Linked DNA regions of Homo sapiens: region 2 is linked to region 1. Evidence: chromatin loops called from intact Hi-C (ENCODE). Cell type or tissue: ascending aorta. All regions are shown on one strand. Links, peaks and the distances in the headings refer to the core of each region. The heading gives the core; the rest is flanking DNA.

Region 1 (5,370 bases), core at 153-5,152:
TCCCCATACCTTTGGGGGAAAGAGGCTCAAATTGAGCTCTCCAGCCCCATGGGCCCCTCCTGCTCTCCCTGTGTGACCTCTGTACTTCAGCTGACATGCTTTCCACCCAGTCTGCAGGACCCAGCCAGCCTGAACCCACTCCACACCTGCTTCCCCTGCCACTGGGGGTCTCTCCTACTCACTGTCTGTTAATTTCTTGCTTTTAACAATTTCCTTTCTGAGACGGGATGGAGACATCTCTTTCTCCCACAGCATCCCTCCCACCCCGCCGCACAAACACATCCGTCTGCGCGGCCCCCACAGCCCCTAGTGCCACCCACTCTGTCTGCCCAGTCTCCCTGAACCTTCCCTGCAGGGGGCCGGCCCCAGCTCACAGGAAGCTTTGCACATTCATTTGAGATCCACTTTGTCTCCTCTCGCTCAGTGAGATGGAGAACAACTCATCTCTGTCCTCCACAGGAGGATCCTTCAAAGACAATTAAGTCCCTCCTCAGCCTCTTTCTTCTGAAATGAAATTATCCCTAATCCTTTATCCTGTCTTCAAGAGTTCTGTTTTCCAGTCCTTTAATGGAATGGACTCCATCTGGGGAACAGCACAGCTAGGAGGGCTAAGAAGCTCAGGCATGGGGTTCACAGACGTCTGTGAGAACAGCAGCCTCTTTTCCAATCATTTGCCAAGTGAAATTACCTTGTGAGTGACCAAAGACAACCCCGGGTCACTCTCTCTGTGCCTGATGCCACCTTACCCCACAGCAGGGTGCACGGGCCTCCCACCGCACCCGTGGGGGAAGAAGGGACACATTACAAAGGAAGGGCGGGAGCTAGGGACAAACTCAGGGCCATCGATGCCACCTTCAGAGCACCGGGCTTGGTGGGGACAGATGCACAGCTTACAAAGGGAACAAATGGGAAAATGAACAAACATTCCAAGACAAACACTGCAGGGCCATGAATCTGTGGTTTTTTCCATGAAGTCAATGGTTTCTTTCAAGGTGGGGAGCAGGTTGTTCTTTCTCCCGTCTCTCCCCAGGGGTGGAGACTCATTTTGGCATTAGAGAGGCATTGGGAGAGGGAAGAAAAGGAGGTGGGTCTTAATAAATGAGCGGATAGTTACATGAATTTTCAATTAACCTCTGCCCGGTGATGGCAGTCCTGGCTCAGTGGAGTAGAAAGGATGATATTATGAAACCCACGTCCATGTCTGGAGTGACCATATGGTGACACCCGTGTCCATGGGTCTGCAGTGACCAGCCCTCTGCCACAAAGAAAATGGATCACACAGCATGTGGGCAGTCAGGATGGAAATGGCTGGCCCCATGGTTGGCTTCAGCATGGAGATCAGCTCATCTGGCTAACTCAGTGCCAGCACGACTCCGCTGAAGAATTATCTTCAGTACAAATGATCCCCAATGTGAGGTCGAGGAGCTGCCTTGATCCTTTTAGTAGAAAACACCTTGTATCTCAGCTACACCCTGCGAGTTCACCGGGCCCAGTGCCTCACAGTGCCATCAGTTCATTACATGCATCCTGGGCCTCACCTTTCCACCGGATGAAATAGAGAACTGCAGGCATTTTTTTGAAGGCAAACGAGAAAATTGCCCAAAGAACCAAGTAATCTTCAAATGTCAAAAACATCTAGTGCTTGAATCACACTTAAGTAAGAGCATAGGAATTTGGCAAAGTGACAAGCAGTGGTTTACAACATGAAAGGTGACTTGGAAGCAGTCAAACAGAAGCAGAGGGAGAAGGATGCCTGCGCTGCTGAACCAGCCATCTCCCTCCAAGGCCGACACCTGCCATTTCCCATTTTGCGAGCTTCTTGCGGAGGAGACAAGTGGTCCTCATAGCATCCCGTGGACCACCCTGGCCAGCTACACCCAGTCTGTCAGAGGATTTCCGCAGTGTTGCCTTTGACCCCTGTGGAACTTTTTTGTCCAGGCCCAGGTGCTTGAAAGACCTTCCAAGATGCTTCTTGTCCACAGTAATCTCCACTCCCTCTGGTTCTCACAGCTCTGTCCCCAGCTCCAGCGGTCCCAGGCTCTCTCCTTCCCTCAAGGTAGTGGTCCTGGGGTCCTCCCACCCCTCCTAAGCCTTGGAGAACATTCAGTCCACAAGGCACCATTGGCCCATTTAGATGCACTGGTTCAAGTTTGAGCCCTGCAGCCCACCTGCATATCCAGCATGGCTCATGATTCTCTCCTCTTCCTTCTCTGTCCCCCAGTGCCCACTTCTCACTGGACTGAGTATTCCAGAAAGAGCTGGTGAGGGCTTGGTCAAGCAATCATAAACACTGCTGGGGCCTGAATTCAGAGCAATGGCATGAACTTGTTTGTATTAGTTCTCTGAAATTCCTCAACCATTGACACACCCTGAGCAGATATTAGGCGTGATCTGGCCACTCGACAAGCCCACAGCACCCCAACCCTGGAACTGTCCAGCCCAGTGGTCTCAGGTCAGAGATGGCCCTTCCATCCTACCTCTACCGCACCGCCCCCCCCCCCCCTTCACGCACACACATTTTTGCAACATACATACCCGACATACTCCAAGCATGGAAACCACCTCACATTCCCACAACACTTCCTCTGACACATCTGTTTCTTCTGCCCCAAATGCTCTCACCACCCTTTTCTCAACCTTTGCTACATTTCCTAAGAAGCGTAGAAGTCAGACATGCCCAAAGGAACTAAAAGTCATTCCAATGACAACATGAGTCAGAAAACATCCATGACGAAAATTCTGGCTCCTCCAGAGAGCTTTTAGTTATTAGACTGGGCCCATGCAAAGAACCCTAAGTGACTCAGATTAGAAACTTATCTCCACTCTGCCAAAAGAGCCCGAGGAGACCCTCAGAACCAATCTTTCAATGCTACTGATGCTGGGAGCTGCCATGCCCACATCTGGGAAGTGGAGAAGGCAGAACCAGCAGTACCTGTTAAGATTCCAGTGCAAGCTTGCATTTCCCAATGCAAGAAGAATAAGGATATTTTTGTCTCATCTCCCGACAGCGGGAATGGATGAGGCTGAGAAAACTCTTGCGGCACACACACAACAGAAGGAAATCTGGCCGACCTCACAACTCTCTTCTCGAGGTCCTGCCTTATTTGGATGTTACCTACCTTGGCAGCTTAGAGGTCATAACCCATCTCCCTCTCTCTACCCCCATGACCCATTACCTCGCCCTTCCATCCTACCTTGACCACACACACACACACACACACACACACACACACACACACACACACAATTTTTGCAACATACATACCCAATATACTCCAGGCATGGGAACTACTTCACATTCCCACAACACTTCCTCTGACACATCTGTTTATTCTGCCCCAAATGTTCTCACTACCCTGTCCTCAACCTTTGCTACATGTCACAAATCCCTAGGCCTTCTCTCACTCCCTTGAACTGCCCCTCCCTCACCTGGCCTCACAGGAGATTTGGACATCCCTATATTTCAACATTTGTCATATCGACATTATAACCCCATCTTGTGCCTCCACCATCTTTATCCATGCCACTGTGCCTGGCACAGAGCAGGTGCTTAATAAACATTTATTACATGAATAATTAGATAAATGATCTTAAATTTAAGCACGTAATTTAAGGGGCAAGGTATTTGAAGGCTCATTGTTCAGAAATGAGGGGCTGGGGGAGGAAGGGAAGGCTCTGGTCAGAGGAGGGAGGGAGCAGGAGAGACTTCCAAGTTCCATCTCTGTACTCAAGAGACTCACTCTGAAGGATGGGGCCTGTGAGTCTGGAGAGTAAGCAAGAGTTTACAGATGGGACGCTTTAGACGTGTGGTTTCCCGTGTTTACGTCTCTTTTATTACCTCCATTCTTGACTCAGCCAGCACATGGTGGAGGATACACAGGAAATGCAATGCCCTCCTCCACACCTGGGAAGTACTGTCTTTGGAAGTCAGAGTGTCGTCACAAGCAGCAGCAGCAGCAAGAGGTCTGAAGAGGACTGCGGACCAACAGCTTGACCCTTACTACTAAGATTCTTCTCTCAGAATCTTATGTGGATGATTCCTCGAAATTTCTGTCTCTGGCCCTGATGTCTCCTGTGAGTGAAAGCCAGACCCACACACATAACTGCCTATCTGCCACCACTGCCATGCCTCAGGAGTCCTCACACCCAGTCCTAAACAAAGCTCAGTTTTCTCCAATATACCTGACCCCTTCCACTGTTCCCAGTGCCCAGCACAGCACCACATCCATCCAGTAATCTAGGGGTCACCTTGAGACATCCCTCTCCTTTACTTCCCACCCTCGAACCCCCCACCCCAGCCTGCCCATTTACCTGTCTCCACATGCACCATCCCCTCAACTCTCTCCTGGACTCCCGCAGTCCTCTCCTAACTGTACCCCATTTCTTCTTCCTTAGTGTTTCACAGTGGCTTACCACATGGTAGCCAGGGCTGTCTTTGCAGAATGCCATTCCCTTGCTTAAAAACAGTCAGCCAGTCAGTGCTCTTGCAATAAAGACACAGCATACTTATGCGGCTAGACAAACCCTGCATGGCCTCTCCCTCCTAATTCTCCACTCTCCGCCTGTGCCATGCTCCCCTCTGGTTTCTTAATGCCAGTTTCTCTGACCTTTTCGCATCTCCTTGAAGGCACCATACTCTCTCCTGCACATGTATCTCCTCTGCCTGGAATGCATCATCCCTGCTCCTTCCCCAGCTCACCCTCCCTTTAAATGCTAAGCTTATCATTTCTTTAAATCTCAGATCAGTTCCCCCTACTCCCTGAATCCAAGAAGAGGCGGAGCTCCCTGTAATGGCACTGACCATCTTCCTTCATAGTGTTTATTGCCTTTTGCACTATCTGATAAACATCTGTCTCCCCCACTAGACTGTAAACTCCTTGAGGGAAAGAACCAGGCATGGTTTTGCTCCCTGTCGAGTTCCAACACCAAGCACAGTGCCTGGCACGCAGAAGGCACTCAGAGATTTGCTGAACCATGAAGAATGGGCTTGGGTTCTATTGAGGGAAGACGCACTGCCTTACAGTCTGGCTTCATAGGAGATAGTTACAACACAGAGGAATTGCTGATGGCAACATATTCCTTCCGAGGAAGATTTTCAAGTGGGAGAAAAACAACCTTCCCAAACTGGCATAAAAAGCAAAGAGTAAAAGATGAGTTGTTCGTCCAACGGAGGAAACGCACACCATCAGAACATTCACAAGCCGTCTGTGTGGGGATGTGGGGAGATTCCGCCCCCACCTCCAGCCATATGCTAGGAAGAATCAGGGTAGGAGAAATCCTTGCCTTTCCCATAACTGATAGAAGGCCTTAATCTGGAGAAGATGACAATATAATGTGAGCTCAGTACAGCTGCGGAGAGTGAAGTGCCTA
Region 2 (5,370 bases), core at 143-5,142, 85 kb before region 1:
AGTTGGTACCAATACATATTTACAGGTCTAAGGAGGGTCATACGTAAATTAATTATCCTCACAACGCTAAAACCAAAGCAAATGCACTTAAATAAACCAATAACCTTCTATCCTAAAAAAAGCCAACACCTCCTACTCCTCTGTTCCCACCCATCTCAGCCAGTGGACAAAGACTATTTCTAGAGAATGCGCCTCAAATATTAAGGTTGAAGCGTCCTAAGCAGTCCATGGAGGAAGATGTGTCATAAACACAGCAGCTGCGCTGTTCCGCCCCACTCCTCCCTCATCTCCTGAGAGACTGCCCTGGGGTCTGGCAGACTCTGGATCTCCAAGTCATGCTTTACTTTCTCTGGGTGGGGGCCGACAGTGCTGTCTCTGTGTGCCCAAGGGGCTGAAGACCTTTCTCCTCTTCCCGCCTCAAACTTGTTCCAGCCATCCCTTTTCTCCTTAGCCTCATTGCCCAACTCTGAGAAGTGCAATTGCTGAAATCAGACGGTGATTCCGATTACTCCATAGCTACCCTAGAGCCAGGGAACGTCACCAAGTCACCTAAAGCCCAGCCACTGCTTGAGTCTGACAGCTCTGGAGCAAGAACATAAGTATCTATTCAGGTAGTCCTGCCTCACACCCACAGAAGCCAGGTATTTTCAATGCAATGTTGATCCAGTTGCCCTAATCTGTCCATTTCCTGTAAGCAGTGGTAGCTGGCCCCTCAATTTCCTCTCCAGTCACCCCAAAGAAGGGAGAGGTAGGGCTGCTCTAAACCATTCCACTGTCTGGCCTACAAGAAATCCCACCAGCATGGGCAGGAGGAGTGAGCCCTGAGCAGCCAGAAATCAAATGGAAACTGAGTACCCAGGCCTGGCTTCAGTGAGTATGCCAAAAAATCCAAAAATAATAAAGTCTTGCGAAACCATTTCCTCAGGCAGCTGCAGGAGAGGAAACTTCATGCAGCAAGAGAGAAAAGGGCTTTAGGGAAAACCTGGTAAGATTCCTCCTATGCCTAATATTTAATACAATTCTTATGGCCACGAAAGGAAACGTGATCGGTCGCAGGGACATCTGTAAGCGTTCAGCCATTCGGTCTGATTTTCAGGATAATTTCTCTCTGAGAGCTCCGTAGGCTCTGTCACTTTCAGCAATGGAAAGAGACACAGTGACAGGTCGCCCAGTCTTGGGAGGCATAGGGGCGGCCTCACCCAGGTTCTGCCTTGAATCTTCTAAGGTTACACTGTCCAATATGGTAGCTACTCGTCAATGTGACTATTTCAATTAACATTAATTTAGCTTAAATAGAATTCACAATTCAGTTCCCCAGTCACACGTGCCACATTCTAAGTGTTCAACAGCACTTGCCAGCACAGTATAGGACATCTGCATTACTGCAGAATTCTCAGTGTGGAAGGAAGCCCCGACCTTCCTAAATGTCCTAACGAAGGCGCTGAGAAAGCTGGGTGTTGGTCAGGGCAGGACTAAGTTCTTCCAGTCTGCTCCCCAACCCCGAAAACCTTCCTGAGCCTCAGCAGAGGGGCTTCCTTTGGCCCCAAAGGCCTGGAGCTCCCTGCTTGGCAGGGAGGGCAGGGCGAGGCCCCCAGGTAGTAGTCTCCTGCCTGATCGGGTGTTTGTTCTGATTTGTCACAGCCAGCTGGATGTCAGGGCACCTCACTGGTGCCGCAGCCTCCAGCCCACTCGGTATGGAGGCCAAGGTAGAGACAGCAGAATGGAGTCTACACTGGCACTTCAGAGAAAACAGATTTACTGCTGCTCATATCTCAGACTTCTTGATTTTCGGGGAATTCTTGCCTGCTTTCCTGGTGATGAGTTCTACATCCAAAACAAACAAACCTACCCTGCCCAATATATGAATAGGATGGTGTTCACTGTCAGTGTATAGGATAATATTATATTGTATGCTGGAAGTTTGCTAAGAGTAGATTTTGGTGCTTTTTTCACACACAGAAAAGGGTAACTAGGTGAGATGATGGATATGTTAAGTCACTTAACTATAATAACCATTTCACTATCTATAAGTTTATCAAAACATTGTGCTGCACACCTTAAATTAAAAAAGAAAAATCCTAGGATTCTGGCCAGAAATCTTGAGTCAGCCCTTCCCGTAGTTCCAGACAGATCTCTGTCTCCTTGAATACTTTCTACCCGGTGCTCCTGTAATACAGGCTGTCTTTCAGAACGGCATCCATACGGTTGGTTTCCCCTGACTTCAGTGCTGAGGCCCACTCGACACCTCCAGCTCACAGCTCAGTGCCCCTCAGGTCACATGCACGCACCAGCCTCAGGCCACCCTCTCTCTTGGCCCAGCTGGAATATTCCCCTCTCCTCCAAAGAGCTTAAGGCTATATTCCTTTAGGAGGCAGGGAAAGATGCTCCTGGGCTAATGAACCTTCCCTGGCTCTCCCAGCCCTTTGCTCCCTCCCTTCCCTAAATCCCTACAAAACTTTTAGGCTTGGCCCTGCCTCTCTGGGTGGAGGTGAGTTGGAGTCCATTTCTGTGATCTCCGTGCTCGGCCCAAAGGAGGCTTGGCTCATCTTGACCAAATGATTATTGCACCGTCTCCCCCAGCAGTCCTGTGCAACTAAAACGGGGTAACAGGGTCCAGGTATGTGGAACTCCAGAGCACGTGCACTGCTAGAGGGAGGGGCTGAGTGACTGCCCAACCCCAGGAAACCCTCGGCTCCCTGCTGTGGTGCTCTAGTCATGGAGGGACAGAGGAAGGAAAGAGAACCACATGGGCAGCCACAAAACCACAGAGAGATTGCCAAGGAGGAAAACAAAAAAGGAGTCACTTACTTTCATCCCGTTTTCAAGTAATCGCAGTTGCCAAGAAAGCAACCAACCCAGCGGAAATACCCACCGACTGAAGGCAGTCAGAAATCTCATGCCAACAGAAACAGCACTGCCTGGTAAAGGTGGCTATGATTGGACATTAAGTCATTCTAAAGGGCTCATAGTTTTTTTTTTTTTTCCTACCCTAGGAGAAACTCGTGATTCTTATATGGTTGCAGAACAAATATAACTGTGACTTATGTTTCTCAATTTACAGAATTGATTTCATGCGCTTTTGACAGGAATATGATATTTCTGACAATTGCAATTCTTCTTGACGCTGCAGTGTTTGGAGGGCAAATGTCCCATATGCCACACTCCCTGATTTGTTTTTAGGGCCTTCCAGGTATGTGAGAGACTCTCACAGAAATGCAAATGGATGGTATGTATGGATGCAGAAGTCTGAGTCCCTGGGTCTGCATTCAGTAAATAACTTTCCCCCAAGCATTGCCACAGAAGTCAGGGGAAGAGGAAGCATGCCAGAGAAATTTCCAAAGCAGAGACAGCGGTGGTCCCTGGGCCCCCTAGGGCAGCTCTGGCCCCTCTTGCAAATCTGGAGGCCACTGAGGCCTTGCTTCCTGCCCAGGCTGCACTGCCTCCCCTCCCTCCACCGCTGGCCCCGCTGAAGGTTAGAGGGGGTGCTGCTGCTGCACACTGGCGGGGTACCCTTTTTGGGGGAAAACATATCTTTCCGGTGGGAGCAGGATGGGGGAGAGGGAGGAGGTACCAGGGCTGTGCTCTTTCTGCATACCCCTTTCCAAATTTAAGAGGACCTGGAATGAATGGAGCAGGAAAACAGGCAGTTTCAATAGTCTGGTGATGTTTCAGCTCTTAAGTTCAGAGGTGGGATGGATCATGTGTGTTCATTTCATTGTTGTCATACAACTTATCTAAATGTTACATATCTTATTCTGAAAATACCATATTACATAAAAAATTATAAGTGGTATCCAGGGCTGTCTCGTGTCTAAGGATGCAAAACCAAATTTCTAAGATCAGTTTGGCTCCAGGAACAGCTGATATCCCACTGCTGCAGCGGGTAAGCCGGAGTCCTCTTTGGAACCCAGTGAGCCCCTCTCGTGCCCCCTGAGACTGAGCAGTGCCGTCCGGGCACTGTGAAGGACACACGGGTGGCCATGTTGAAAAGACAGTTCATCTGAGGTCATGCCATAGGTGACTGGCTGCAGCTCGGGCTGAGGGAGGAGCAGAGCGGCGCTGGCCAATTCGGCAGCAACTCCAGGATTTGGTTCGTAAGTAAAAACAAGCAGTGGGGGAAGAACAGCTGGTGTTGAGTCTGGTGCTAGGATTAGTCTGCAACGCTAATCACAAGAAGTGGAAAAAATTAGGAGGTCCTGCCTGCCAAGGAGGTTTTCAAACACATGCGCGTGCTACAGTCGTGGCGGGATTAGACTCTCCCAGTGCCAACAAGGTAGGCGTCCACAGCCATGAGCCGGAGCCTGTTCTGGGGTGTCAACCCCCGGAGCCCTGGCCCTGACACGATGCCAGGAGGGGCCGTCACTCTCGCTGGAGCTGTGGGTACAGTGGAGGTGGGTACGGTGCAGGCTTGACCCCAAAGCTCCTCTGTGATGTCCTGGAGAGAAGCTGGGACCAATGGGGGCTGGGAGAATGTCCCGAGTCCCAGGGGACATGGCAGGGTTGACTGTTATACCCACTGCCACCCAGGGCAGAAGATAAAGAGTATTGTACTGGTTTAAGTGAGATGACATTTCAGACATTCATGAAAACAAATGGGAATGTCCAGCCAAACATCAGAAGACACAACCTCAACACCTCTGCTGCAAAATTATCATGTGTCCCAGAGCCAGGTAGGGGCAATGACCTGGACCCACCTCACCAAAAAGCATGGCATGGGCACCAGGATTGGGGGGCTCCATTGACTTCCCTGCCACCTGCCTGACAGCCCACAGAGGCACCTCCTAGAACGTCACTACAGGGACCACCTCCTGCAGGCCCTCACATCTTTTACCATTTCCCTTAAAAATGGGGTTTCCAGCCAGGTACAGTGATGCACGCCTGTGATCCCAGCACTCTGGGAGACTGAGATGTGAAAATTGCTTGAGGCCAGGAGTTCGAGAAAATTGCTTGAGGCCAGGAGTTCAAGACTCCGTCTCCAAAAAATAAATAAAATACTCACAGAAATAAATAAAATAAAAGAGATTTCCTTCCAACAGAGGCACTGAGGCAGCACTGAAGGCCCAGGTGCTTGGGGCTGGGTGAGTGGGAAGGAGAGATTGGCTTACGGCGACGAAAGGAGCACTGTCGCTTCATCAAGACCAGGATACTGCAATAGTGCAAGGCCAGTGTGAGCTGCACGACAGATACGCTGATGGCAACTGGGTGTGTGGAAAGAAGACAGAAGGAGCCCGGAAAGCAGGGAGAGGACCAAGAAGTGGGAGAGAAAACTAGGTGACGGTCACCAGAATCCATCCTGGACCAGATGGAAGCCGAGGGGGTCTTTCATGATCCTCAGCCCCAGAATCATGATTGGGGGTTTGGGGTCACTCA

Evidence for each region. Peaks named below come from ENCODE experiments on the same cell type or tissue, not always from the same donor. Only the 100,000 strongest peaks of a DNase experiment are listed, where the experiment ranks them.
Region 2: it touches region 1 in a loop (2.0-fold over the local background); 3 of 110 quality-filtered maps call a loop at or near these places.

The regions. Positions count from the first base shown.
Region 1 is chr2:23,409,256-23,414,625 of GRCh38, reverse strand. All of the region lies in intron 1 of KLHL29 (kelch like family member 29), which reads right to left. Among named protein-coding and RNA genes, the nearest start is that of LINC02923, 25 kb to the right of the region's middle. In ascending aorta, for the core only: no CTCF peak of the experiment used is centred there; a DNase peak (open chromatin) is centred at 2,625; H3K27ac peaks cover 1,798 bases.
Region 2 is chr2:23,494,674-23,500,043 of GRCh38, reverse strand. All of the region lies in intron 2 of KLHL29 (kelch like family member 29), which reads right to left. Among named protein-coding and RNA genes, the nearest start is that of LINC02923, 110 kb to the right of the region's middle. RefSeq lists an enhancer at 2,089-2,772. In ascending aorta, for the core only: no CTCF peak of the experiment used is centred there; DNase peaks (open chromatin) are centred at 491, 2,833 and 4,333; H3K27ac peaks cover 3,218 bases.